3 separate regions of the Homo sapiens genome follow, and regions 2 and 3 are each linked to region 1. Evidence: chromatin contacts called from ENCODE Hi-C or POLR2A ChIA-PET data. All regions are on one chromosome and are shown on one strand. Each heading gives the region's core, a stretch centred on a gene start or an enhancer-like site at or near the end of the contact. The rest is flanking DNA. Distances are from core to core; before and after follow the strand shown.

Region 1 (4,515 bases), core at 1,577-4,076:
AGGACCATCAAAGCAATAATTCTCCTTGTGAATGCCCTCCAGCTATAGACCACCAGGAACACATCTAAAAATGTTGGGTTTATTACTCATTTCAGTGAGGGAGAATTCACACCGTGGGAAACCTTGAGTCTTGTTAGTGAGAGGGCATTACAAAGCATTTGTAGGATTTGTGTTTTGTGTTAAGTGATTTTAGTGTGTAGGGCTTTGGTTTGGATTGGCTGATGTCCAGAAGCAGGGGTATCTTATGAATGGGTATCTTAATAAATCTTATCTATCTAGAATGTGGGAAGACCAGAAAAGATTAACGCTGTACTTGGTAAAGAAGCAGCAATCCCTTGTATTAGCCATGAGAGGGGGATGGTTGGTCACTTCTGTGGCTTGTACAATGTACATGTTTTGTTGTGTTCAGACATGGTCATGAAGTGGTCTTGTCTTTGTCATGCTCCACCATCATCACAGAGTAGCCTGGTCTGACACTGATGCTCTGTGAAGTTATTTTCAACAGGAGAGCACTAAAGTCTAGCTGTGATGCCAGCCGGCTCCAAGAGGTCAGGCTGCTTTTCTTCTCATGTCACACACACACTCCCAGTTGGTTACCCTGGCAATTTTACTTAATGCTTTCATTCATCATAGCAAGAGGTGATTCAAAATAAATGAACTTGATTTTTTTTTTAAAAAAAAAAAAGCTTTGGTATAAAAGCACCAACAGTAAACACAGAACCCAGTTAAACACAGAGCTATATCTAAATGAATATTATAAATATGGTTATAATATATCAAAAGCGATCATGAAATGAGACATATAAGCCATATAATAATAGTTTAATAATAAGAATTTAGGTATAACCCCCAAATTATATTAACAAGAGTAAAGAATGAAAAATGGAGAGTAGGAGAAAGTTGAAATGTAGAGCATTTCTCATTTTAGAGAATGGGAGGTCAAAAGACAATGGTTCTTTTTCTTTTTTTTTTTTCCTCTATCAAGTTTGGAGAAATAAAGGTGCCATACGTTTTTGAAAAACTTAATGAAAACTACTTGTAGTGCTAATAAACAGAATGTGTACCTTCCAAATGATTACAGAAAATAAAAGCCACCCCTAAAAAATTGTAGCATCAGACAGAAAACAAAGAAACTAATCAAAAGCATTTTTTAAGCATAAAACAAAATGGCTGAAATAAGACCAAAAGTCTTACTCATTCATTTGTCTTCCCTCCTTTTCTTACCCCTGCTCTTGCCTTAGACCAGGCCCTGATCTGCTCTCTGTCTTCTAAAATACAGCATACAGCCTCCTAATCAGCCTCTCTCCCTCAGATCAGATCTTTGCAGAGCAGAGGCTGCACTCATGCTATCATTTGTAGAGTGGGGACATTGGCAAACTGTTGATTACAGGTGTGCAATGAGGAGAGAACAGAGATTAAGACAAGCATGTGAAGCTTTTGTAGCAATTTGACAAGCTATTTTGTGTCTGTTGAAACTAATAATTAATAATTGGTGCTTGCATTTTGTACCTTTTTATTACATTTTTCTAGTAACTCATTTTTTATTATAGTTTCTAAAAATATCAGTCTGTAATATATGAGAAAAGGCAGAAAACAGCTGGTCCTTCACCACGGATGGTTTGAGAAGCCCAGAGCATATCTAAGTGAATTCCATGGAATCTGTCACTTCTCTGCCCACAAACATTCAGTGGCTCCCTCCTGTTCCTAACAATGATTCTTCTTTTCCTGCCTCCACACTATTCCTATGGGCAACATTGCCTATCAGTCATGCCTCTTATTATACAGGGATTCTCAAAGGGAGAGGGCAGAGACGAAAATCTCAAACCTGGAAGGAAAGCAGTAGGAATGTGCACTTTGAAACATAAAACCCTAAAGATTTGGATACATCTGCAGTGTGTGTGTCCCCTTCCCTTCCTCCTCCGCTACCCTCAGGCCACACCTCCAGGCCCTCCCCAACAGCACCCCCAGAACTCAGGAGCTCAGAGATTGCACCCTGGACACACCCCGCAGTCCCCTGCCTGCCCCTTTTCTCTTCTTCCAAGACTGTCACCTCTCCCCTCCACCACACTCTGCTCCTTCTTGAAGCCCCAACTCAAAAGTCATGCTTTCCTGTTCCCTCCTTCCCAACCCCTCCCAGGCAAATTTTCTTGCTCCTTTGAGGCAAAAGCTCCATACACATACCTAACTTTGACACTGAGGCTTCAATTTTAGGGGTTTTCCTAAGGACAAAATTAGGGTTTATGTACAAATTTATCTATAAAATTATTAAATTCAGAGTAGTACAGGATTGGTTAAATAACTAACTTCTGTCCATACAATAGAATAATACACAGCTACTAAAAATTTTGAAGAAGAATGCATGTAACATGGAAATATGTTTGCAATGATCTGTTAAGTAAACAAGTAGATTATAAAATAAAATGTGTAGGTACATATATGGGAAATGTTTAAATGTTATTTAAATATAGTGATAAATATAAGCATAATATAGATCTAGTTACAGATAAAGACACACACACAGACAAAGGGACAGGCACAAATGTAGGCCAAGATACAAAGATGCATACAGATGCAGATACAGACCAAATGTGAAGAAGTGTTATTTCTGTGTTATGGGATTATAAGTAGTTCCGGTTTTTCTCTTTTTTCCTATCTGTATGTTCTACCAGAAATGTTGATTATTTTTTGCAATAAGAAAAAAAAAGTTAAAGAATTAATTGTTGCCCATGCAGGTTGCCATGGAGCTCTGCACAGTCTTGGAGGAAAGCACTTCCCCTTGTACCTTTGGTTGTTTACTTTGCCAGCTCCCACTGGATGTGGTCCCAGGAGGTAGAATCACCTGGCAAACACAGCATCCCAACACTGAACAGTCTCCAATGACACATTTGCAGAACTAAACTGAATGTGTTGAATTGCCCGAAGACAAACACTGAACAGTCAGGCATCCATGCCATTTCCCAGGAAACCAAAAATTGAATTGATCAAAATGACCAGGGCAGCTGGACTCATGAAACATGAGTCTTTAGTACTCACCTGTCTGGATGAAGTGTGAGTTGAACTTGGTCAAGGGAAACGTGAAAAAACCCTATTGGAAGTGCCCGTTAACCTTAATGGACACTGCATTAAGCAGCCCTCCCCAGCTGTGTTTGTGGAAGAAGCCTGGGCTGTGATGACTCATCCAGTGGGTATTGATTCTTTTCAGGTAGTTCAGAGGGAAAGTTTTTCGTGAAACTGCCTGGGAAATGGGGCAAGTCCCCAGAATGAGCATATTAGCAGATATGATTTTTCACTTAGTTTCTGTGTGTTTGTGTCTCTGTATAATAATAATGCTCTCTGAAACGTATAGACTGGCTTTCCCCTGAAGAGGATACAGTTCTTTCACACATATTGAGCCCAATTTTCCCATTTCTCAAGTTTCTCTCAAAGAGTGTGAGTACTTCAAGACACATTAGCTCTGCAAAGCGTCTGGACTTTTATTTACTGACAGACGGCTACTGCTGAAGGAATCAAGGCAGCTTAACGCCATCTGACTGTGTTGGCTTCCAGACACTCACAGCCTCCCAGGGCCTCTCATTCATCCTTATACATCATGTGTGAAAGAGCTAGCGGCAGGTAGAGCATCACACAATTATAGAGACAGAGGCACTGTGCATTGCCTAGCACTGTAAACCTATTCTAGTGAGTTGAATGGTGGCCTCCAAAAGGTATGTCCGTCCAGAGCCTCAGAACGTGTCCCTTATTTGGAACAAAGGTCTTCACATATGTGATTTGGGTAAGCATCTGAAGATGAGATCATCCTTGACTAGGGTGGACTCTAAATCCAATGGCCTGTCCTTATAGGATAAGAGAGGGAGAAATTAACACAGAAACACACTGAGAAGAAGGCCATGTGAAGACAGAAGCAGAGATTGGAGTGATGCTGCTATAAGCCAAGGACCTCCAGGAATCACCGGAAGCTGGAAGAGGCCAGGAAAGATTCCTAGAGCCCTTGGAAAGAGCACAACCCCATCTGACAATTTGACTCTGGCCTCTAAAACTGTAAGCAAACAACCTTCTGTTGTCTTCCGCCACCAAGTTCGTGGTTAATTTGTTGCAGCAAACCCAGGAAACTAATATATTAATAAAATCATGATTCTAGAGTATACTAAACAGATTGAAGAAATCACATGAGCTCATGGAACTATATGTGTGTTCACAAGCTTGCAAGCTTAGGCTTAATTTTTCAGCCCTGACTTTTTAAACATATACTCTCCCTCACTTGTGCCATGAACAAGTTAGGGCTAAAAATTATGATCCTAAAAATGGGCACCTGTTTTAAATAGGATTTGACTTTTAAAACATAAGAAGACAGGATGTTTCCTTTCTCTTCCAGCCCACCCTACCCTCCACTCACCCCTAGACACTATACATATCACCAATCTTGAAAGGTAATATGTGTAGGAGTTAAGAACATGGGTTATGGAGTCAACCAGACTTGCCTTTCCCTGGATTGCATGACCTTGGCCAAGTCACTTA
Region 2 (4,002 bases), core at 431-2,930, 34 kb before region 1:
GCCTACCCACAGCCTCTGCAGAACATGTAGCCCCAGGAGGATATGTTTTATACCATGCAGCCTGGCCATTCTGGTCTCAGTCAGGGGTGCAAATCTAAAGCAAGAGCAGCCAAACCATAGCCTCTCCATGACCTCTGGAGTGGCCACAGGTAAAAAGACAAGTTATGGCCGGGTGCTGTGGCTCATGCCTGTAATCCCAGCACTTTGGGAGGCCTAGGCGGGCGGATCATGAGGTCAGGAGATGAGATCATCCTGGCCAACACGGTGAAACCCCGTCTCTACTGAAAATATAAAAATGACCTGGGTGTGGTGGCATGTGCCTGTAATCCCAACTACTTGGGAAGCTGAGGCACGAGAATCGCTTGAACCCAAGAGGCGGAGGTTGGAGTGAGCTAAGATCTTGCCACTGCAATCCAGCCTGGTGACAGAGCAAGACTTTGTCAAAAAAAAAAAAAAAAAGTTATGCCAGTCAGATTCTCTTCCTCAGATATTTGAAACAGGAAATGAGTAAGAGAAGACGATGACAGTGTACATCAAAGAAGGCCATGAAATACCTTTAGAAGCCATGAGGAATCACGAGCAAGCCAGAATTAGGAGAAAGCAAAGTCAATAGCAAGAGCAGAAGGAAGGTAACATAAGAAACTCGATAGCACTGTACTAACCTCAACCTGTTCCTGCCTCAGGTATGAGCACATCCAAGCCATTCCCTTTGCCTACCTTTTACATTATCTCTTTTTCCTCTTCCCATCTCCTCCCTTCTTTGCTTAAAGACAACAAGGCAGAAGAATTAGAGTGTTGCCATCAGAAGTCATGGAAATGCACCATTGCAATTCCCTTGTTTTTCCCTATTTAAGCTGAGCTTTATGAAGGATACATTAACCACATTATCAGATGGAGACATAATGACAAGCCTGCTCTTCATCTTTTCAAAATGCCCAGATGGAAATAATGTCTGAGAATGTAAAGTTTTCCCATCACAGCACTCTTCTCTCTTGTTGAATCTAATTGTAGCACTAGAAAAAGAGAGACTGACTCTTGCAAACCTCCCAGTGAAATGCCAACTGTAACACATCATTAGCTAAATAAGAAACAACAAGGTCAGCATGGTGTGCGAGAAATGGCAATGTTGTACTTGCTGTTGATTCAGAACTGGCGGGTTTGTGAGGAAGGGAAAAATAAATGTGTATAGAGGTAATGTTGGCCAGGTGCAGTGACTCACGCCTGTAAACCCAGCACTTTGGGAGGCCGAGGCAGGTGGATCACCTGAGGTCAGGAGTTCAAGACCAGCCTGGCCAACATGGCAAAACCCCATCTCTACCAAAAATACAAAAATAATAGACAGGCGTGGTGGCACACCTGTAATCCCAACTACTCAGGAGGCTGAGGCAGGAGAATAGCTTGAACCTGAGAGGCTGAGGTTGCAGTGAGCCGAGATCATGCCACTGCACTCCAGCATGGGTGACAAGAGCGAAACTCCATCTCAAAAAAAAAAAAAAAAAAAAAAAAGCAATGTCACTACAGGCCGCCACAATATATAGGTGTGCATGGGAAAATATAGTTGAGTGTATTTTCAGGATGTGGCAAGCGGATGTGGCTCAACCAGAGGAATTTATAGCAGCAAGTAACAGCCATACCACCATAAAACTGCACAGAAGCTACTTTTAGACTTTGAGGATCAAACAGCTAGATTCAAAACACAGATAATAGAATAACAACTGCTGCTTAACAGGGAGTAGGAGATAAAAATAATTTGCTACACTTTGCTAGATTCCACCCCATTCCTCTAACATAGCAATCCTGGGCAGTTAATTAGAGTATGTGTGGTCGCTGCAGATGAAGGGAAACTCTATCAGCGATGGAAGAAACAGTAGACAGGAAATCCTGAGCCAGCCATTAAAATAGGAGTAAGATTTCAGAAGCCAGAGATGAGATACAATAGGAGGTGAACTGAGTTAGAGGAAACAACTCCTAGTGAAAGAAGGTCTCTTTGCCCTAAATCAGTAAAAGGGATCTACATTAAAAATTCGTATTTAATCGTTAACGTTTATTTTAAAATAAACTAATGGTTGTTGTTTCTTATTTAATTAAGAAATTAAAAGAATTTCTTGAAATTAACCTATTTTCTAAGTTCGATGTCAGCCATAATTATTATAGACCAAGAGGCACACACAAACCCACTCCCTCCCCTAACCCATCTCTTAAACAAAAGATCACCCTCCAGTGACCCTTAAAAAGAGTTTGAGAACTATAAAGTCACAAGAATAAAACCTTAACACTGACAGGATATAAGCTGGCTACAGATGACATTTCCAACCCCCTCTCCTTGTCAGTACAAAAGATGCATTGGATGTGGGGGACAGATTTGTTGAGATACTCATGGACTTGCATGTGTGGCACTTTATGAAAAAATAAAAAGGAATCAGACTTCCCATTTAAATTCTCTCACCTCTACCCCTTCCTTACATTTTTTCCTTGCCCCCCAACTCTCACAGGAACAGAGTAACATGGGATAAAGAGGATGAGAGTACAGAAAGCAAATGATAAAAATATGTGCTCTTGAGTCATTGGAAGATTCTGATCCAAAGTAATGGGTGATTATTACTCCTTGAAGCCACAGTCAAAAGCAAATTTAAAATATTCCCTCCTTTTCTCCTGAAGTCTTTTTCTCCAATCTGGCAACTGGCAATGCACTAAAGGAATGTTTTCATCAATGTGTCCAAATATGTTATTCAAAGTAAGATTTTATATGAGATAGCCTCAGGGAACTTTCTGGAAGAAAAAGGCAGCCCCAAAATTGGATGCACAAATTGCTTTAAGGTTTTAAGATTTGGCGAAATATATTGTGCCTTCATTGTACCCCAAGCCAGAAATGGAAAAAAGAAAAAAGAATCAATACAAAGAATGACTTTCCAGGCAGTGCAAAGGGATTCAGTGTTTCCACAGGTTTGCAAGAATGCAACAAGCAAGAAAGGCAGTGTCCCCAAAACAAAGTGACCAGTCCTCTGAGCTTCTAGCTGGCAAGTTGCCCAGCAGAGATAATAGGATGTTATTGAATTTTCAGGCATCTCGGTCAGTGATGGAGGTGGAGGGGTGTTGCAAAAGGATAATGGAAGGAGCAGGGATTGGGAAAGCAAGGATGGAGGGGCAGGTAAATTCTGGAAGTGGAAAATTATTTTTCAAGCATAGAAAAACTTAAAAAAATACTACTGCACTACTGTGGAAGTCATGTACTAAAAGTGTCCTTATAAGAGGAGATGTGAAGGGTGGTACATGGGTCATAAAATAAACTTTGTGGCCAGGACCCTCTGACCACTAAAACCATAGATGCTTAAACAGAAAAATCCAATCAAGCAGAAGGATGGTATTCTCCAAGTAATAAGCCACTTCAGTGAGTATTCATGCTCTAATCCCAGGCCCAGATTCATAATAAGGGCAAAAATGTAAGCACACACACACGCACACACACACGTGCATGCACACCCCCACACACATACACATGGCTAGGGGCAGAGCATCCCAAGGCCCAAGTGTAGGAGGAGGCAATGGGAAAACACATTCACTCATTCAGTAGGAAAACTCATCCTTTTTTAATTGCTTTGCATTTGTTTTTCATCTTCTCTCGCATTTCTTCTGATGGTGATTATGATTGTATTTTGAAATCATGATCCACCGCTGCAGCACTGTAATTACATAAATATGGCATTATAAATGAAGGTTAGCACCAGAAATAGCAAAGCAGAGAGGGGTGCAATTTGTCTTTGTGGATGTAAGTGTATGTGTATATGTTTATAAATACCTCTCATTTATATGGCATTTGGAAATAATCTGCTAGTGCAAGCAAGGGGGTCTTAGGAAATAGAACAAAATCCTCAATCCCATTTTCAGCTGAAGAATACAACGGTAAGAAAAGGCACGTTCTTCCAGTCATGATAAATGGAGATTGTTAAGTAAGAGTTAGGCTTAAACTGAGCTCAGATTTCTCAACTGGCCTGGGCACCACTG
Region 3 (4,077 bases), core at 1,564-4,063, 41 kb after region 1:
TAATGGAAAAATTGGCAAACCATGAAGAGGCCAAGAGCCAAGGGAGAAACATAAGTGGTCAATAAACATGTTAATATATGTTAAATTTCACAATAATTAAAATTGCAAATGCAAATTCAAGCAAGAAGACACTATCGTTGTCCATCACATTAACAATTTTTTAAAGATAACACCTAACAGTCATAGATACTATCAATGGTTCATGTGGGTTTGGAGAACTATGGAATTATAATTCCATACAGTACTCAAACAATATATATTGTACTCATACTATACTCATACAATACAGTAAAATTTAAAATTGTTTTCAAAATACAACTTTGTGAAAGGTAATTTGTCAATATATTAAAAAACCTTATAATTTCACATGACCTTTTTACACTAGAAATATATCTTATGGGATTTCACTTCTATAAATATAGACTAAGGAGATAACAGGAATGCGTAGGACTAATCATGGATGTGATAGTTAATTTTATGTGTCAACTTGGATAGGCCACGATGCCCAGAAATTTGGTCAAATGTTATTTTAGATGTTACTGTGACTGTGTTTTTGCATGAGATTAACATTTAAATCAGTGGACTTTGAGTAAAGCAGACTGCCCTCCATAATGTGGGTGGGTCTCATCAAATCAGCTGAAGGCTTGAACAGAACAAGAAAACGACATTCCCAGGGCAGGAAGAAATTCTGCCAGTAGATTGCCTTTGGACTTGAATGGCAACTTCAGCTCTTTTCTGAGTCTCCAGCCTGCTAGTCTACCCTGGATCTTTTGGAGTTGCCAGTCTATAATCAGGTGAGCCAATTCCTTACACTCCGTCATTCATAGAGAGAGAGAGAGAGAGAGAGAGAGAGAGAGAGAGAGATAGATAGACAGACAGACAGACAGACAGACACATAAATACACACACACACACACACATACATCCTATTGGTTCTGTTTCTCTGGAGAACCCTGACTAATAAAATGGGCAATTAGAAAATAGCTGTATTCTTTTCCTCAACCCTGCACATTCAAACTACTCCAAGGGTCTGATTCATCCTGTACCTTGGGGTAAACTTGGGTGAACCCCTGGATATTTGTGCAAATATTTATTTTCACATAATAAAAAATTATCTGATTACTTCCTCTTTATTTTCACATAATAAAAAATTCTCTGATTACAATCACAAAACAGGCTAACTTCCATTTTGTGTTGACTCCCCTATAATAAAAAAAACTCCAAATGTCACCTAAAACTCCAGTTCCTCTCCTCCTTCCAGGCCTGCTGCAGTGTGTGGGGGCTGTGGGTGGCTTTGTCTCTGTCTTCCTGGTCTAGCTCTTCTAACCTCCTCCCCCACTCCCGGGGGGGACCCCCTGCTCCTCCAGGTGTGGTATGGCAGGGAGAGCAAGGAGAGGTCAGGTGCAGGAAAAATGTTACCTGAGAGGCCCTGACATTATAGGGGCCTCAGTTTCTACTCCATGGCAGCTATTTAAGATGATTTTTCTCGTAGGTAAGTTCATGGATTCTTCAGAGACACCACTACCCCTACCCCAGACCATCACTGGGATTTTTTTACCTGTTTTTTTCCTTAATAAGGACAGTGTCACCTCCTCCCAGCCTCCTACGGTTCCCCTGGCTTCCAGCAGGCCACTCCACGCAGACTCTCTCTTCCCACCAGCCCTCTTCCCAGGTAACCTTTAATTTGGTTCCCTCTCCCATGTGTCCTGAATAAGCAGAAGACAGAGCTGATTCATTCCCTTAGAGAGTGAACCAGTGTTAGTCTCTCCCCTTTGGGTTTCTGCAGTTGAGGTTCTGAAGGAAGGACACATATTTCTAGGCACTGTCTCTTGGGTGGTTCTCAGACAGGGTTTGCACCTCCTTTGCAGGTCCTGCTTAGGTAGCATGGCTAGCCCTCCACTCTGGAATGCCAGAGTAGGTGGCTCCTAGCTGCCTTATTTTTACATACTTTGGTACAGCCTCCAGACACAAGAAGGTAATCTGTTTTACAGGTGTCAAAAGTTAAGTCTCAGAAAAATTAACTAAATTTTTTAAGATCACACCACCAGTCTATGGCAGAACTGTCCCTCTCCAGCTCAAGCTCTTGGCATCCTATTACAGCTATCTAAATAAAAAAGGCTTTTAAAGAGAATTGGCGGTAAAACAGACCCCCATTCCCTCCCAAGGCATTCCCTTAGTTCATTGCTCCAAAGTATGGCGGTCATGGTGTGTTCTCTTCCTCACCACATAGTCAACCCCGACTTGGGGACGGGCTAGGTGGAGCCCTGGGCCAGCCGATCTCCAGCACAGACCAGACCCCTAAGGCCTAAACTGTCCCTGCTTATCTCAGAATGGGGGATTACATATTCTACACGCCTGGTTCTCCTGACAGATGTGAGGAAAGCACACCGTAAGCACTGAACATCAGTACGTGTCTATAAAAGTCATTATAAACATCACGAGGCATGAGAGAAAAAGCATCTCTATTTACAGTGTAGGAAAGAGGAAAGAACAAAAACAACAACAACAAACCCTTCCAAGAATTTGCTTAATCACACTTCTGTATGGGAGGAAAACATTACCTGTAAATCTTTCCTGTGTGGTTGATAGGAGCTGATGGATCTTCCCTTGCAGATGGATGTTTATAACTCCCTCTTGGCTGCAAGACAGAGCAGGGCCTTGCATTCCTGTGCCTGCCCGCTGGGAAGCACATCAAAGCAGCTTTGTTTAAACTGGGACACACCCGCCCGACAGACCCTACGCCTTGCCCTTTTGGATCTTCTTACTTTTTTGGTGGAATCTGCAGTAAGCTCTGTGGCTGACCCCAGAGGTCACCCCACAAGCACTTTCCTGTTTGAAACTTGTTCCACCGGCCGCATTTCCACCGGCTCTGAGTCATTATCCTCCAGCCCTGACATCTACACTCCCATTAGATGAAAGGGCCTTACTATCTTCTACCATCCTGAACACAAAGGCAGCAGGGCTTTTTGTTGTTGTTTAGATTTGCTTCCCGTTTTTAAAAATAAAAACCTATGTTGCACATTTTTCTTACTATAAAAGCAATACATGTTTGTCATAAAAATATTCAAACAGCACAGAGAGGCAGAATGGAAAAATAAAAAGTGCCCTTTATTACAACAAACAAAGAGTAAGCACGTGCCAGCATGTTGGAATACATCTTTCTAGACTTTTTTCTCTGCAGAGATCTATCTGTTTAGGGTTGCAAAAGGAGATCACACTGAACATCCTAGTAATAAACTTGCTTTTTTCATTTGCCACTACGTTGAGAACGATTTTCCATGTCATTAAATATCTGCAAGATTTTTTTTTTCTATTTTGTAATATGAACAAAATTTGGTAGTTTTGCCTGAATAAAAGCAATTTTCCCTTAAAATATTATACCCTTTGCTCCAGCCATTGTTCTTCTGGAGGCCTTGCAGGAATCCCATGGGTCAATCAGAAGAGTGCACACTTGATTCTTTCCATTTGAAAACCAGGGACATGGCTAACATTTTCTCTAAACAGCTCCTTCCTAAGAGTTATGACTGTAACTGGTTTGGAGAGCTTCTTAACACTCCAACACAAATATGTTCCCATCTCTTTAATGTCTTCACGTCAAATTAGAAGAGGCCCAAGCCCTCGTCGCCAGGCCCCCTGCCTACCCCTACTACCATACAGGAAATGAAGCATGTTATCATCCCTCTTGGGAAACTGCCTCTCTGTGAACTCTACAAAACATGAGCCTTGAGGTCACAAACCTTAGAAGAAAAGGGTCAGCCCACCTCCCCCACTGACACCGAGAGCACTGGAGTCTTCCCTGCCAACTCCTGCCTCTGCTGTCTCTGCTTCTCACAGTGGGCTTTTGGTGTTTCAGGACCAACAGACTGTAAAGACCAAAGGAAAACTTCTCCTTCTCCCTTTGAAGATTTGCTGAAAAGAGGAAGATTAATAGGAGAAAAGGCATACAAATGTATTTGATGATAGTTTCACGTGACACAGGAGCCTTCAGAATGAAGACCCAAAGATACAGAAGAAATGGTCCATTTTTACACTGAGGTTTAACGAAATATGGACAGCCGTGTCGAAATATGACTGGAC

The links. Hi-C counts contacts between places; a loop is a spot of excess contacts on that map. ChIA-PET counts read pairs that join two places held with the same protein, here RNA polymerase II (POLR2A). Pooled maps may share reads with other maps.
Region 2: a loop to region 1 is called in a map of naive thymus-derived CD4-positive, alpha-beta T cell, with 6 times the contacts of the local background. The contact joins two enhancer-like sites. A Hi-C loop is called at or near these places in 6 of 168 maps with a recorded cell type or tissue (B cell, CD4-positive, alpha-beta T cell, CD8-positive, alpha-beta T cell and 3 more), 9 of 37 single-sample maps with no recorded cell type and 17 of 50 pooled maps. POLR2A ChIA-PET finds 5 or more read pairs at or near these places in 15 of 52 experiments (CD4-positive, alpha-beta memory T cell, GM10248, GM12878 and 9 more).
Region 3: a pooled map shows a loop between it and region 1 (3-fold over the local background). The contact joins two enhancer-like sites. A Hi-C loop is called at or near these places in 2 of 168 maps with a recorded cell type or tissue (Caco-2 and IMR-90) and 7 of 50 pooled maps. POLR2A ChIA-PET finds 5 or more read pairs at or near these places in 3 of 52 experiments (WTC11, activated CD8-positive, alpha-beta memory T cell and activated T-cell).

Annotation. Positions count from the first base shown.
Region 1 is chr3:31,245,210-31,249,724 of GRCh38, forward strand. No RefSeq gene overlaps it. Among named protein-coding and RNA genes, the nearest start is that of MIR466, 86 kb to the left of the region's middle. RefSeq lists an enhancer at 332-401. Within about 2 kb of position 2,827, at least 2 of the 41 ENCODE cell types and tissues checked have a DNase peak (open chromatin) inside an H3K27ac peak, as active enhancers do; they include GM12878, where a contact is called at or near this core.
Region 2 is chr3:31,212,456-31,216,457 of GRCh38, forward strand. No RefSeq gene overlaps it. Among named protein-coding and RNA genes, the nearest start is that of MIR466, 53 kb to the left of the region's middle. RefSeq lists an enhancer at 1-892. Within about 2 kb of position 1,681, at least 2 of the 41 ENCODE cell types and tissues checked have a DNase peak (open chromatin) inside an H3K27ac peak, as active enhancers do; they include GM12878, where a contact is called at or near this core.
Region 3 is chr3:31,286,106-31,290,182 of GRCh38, forward strand. No RefSeq gene overlaps it. Among named protein-coding and RNA genes, the nearest start is that of MIR466, 130 kb to the left of the region's middle. Within about 2 kb of position 2,814, at least 5 of the 41 ENCODE cell types and tissues checked have a DNase peak (open chromatin) inside an H3K27ac peak, as active enhancers do.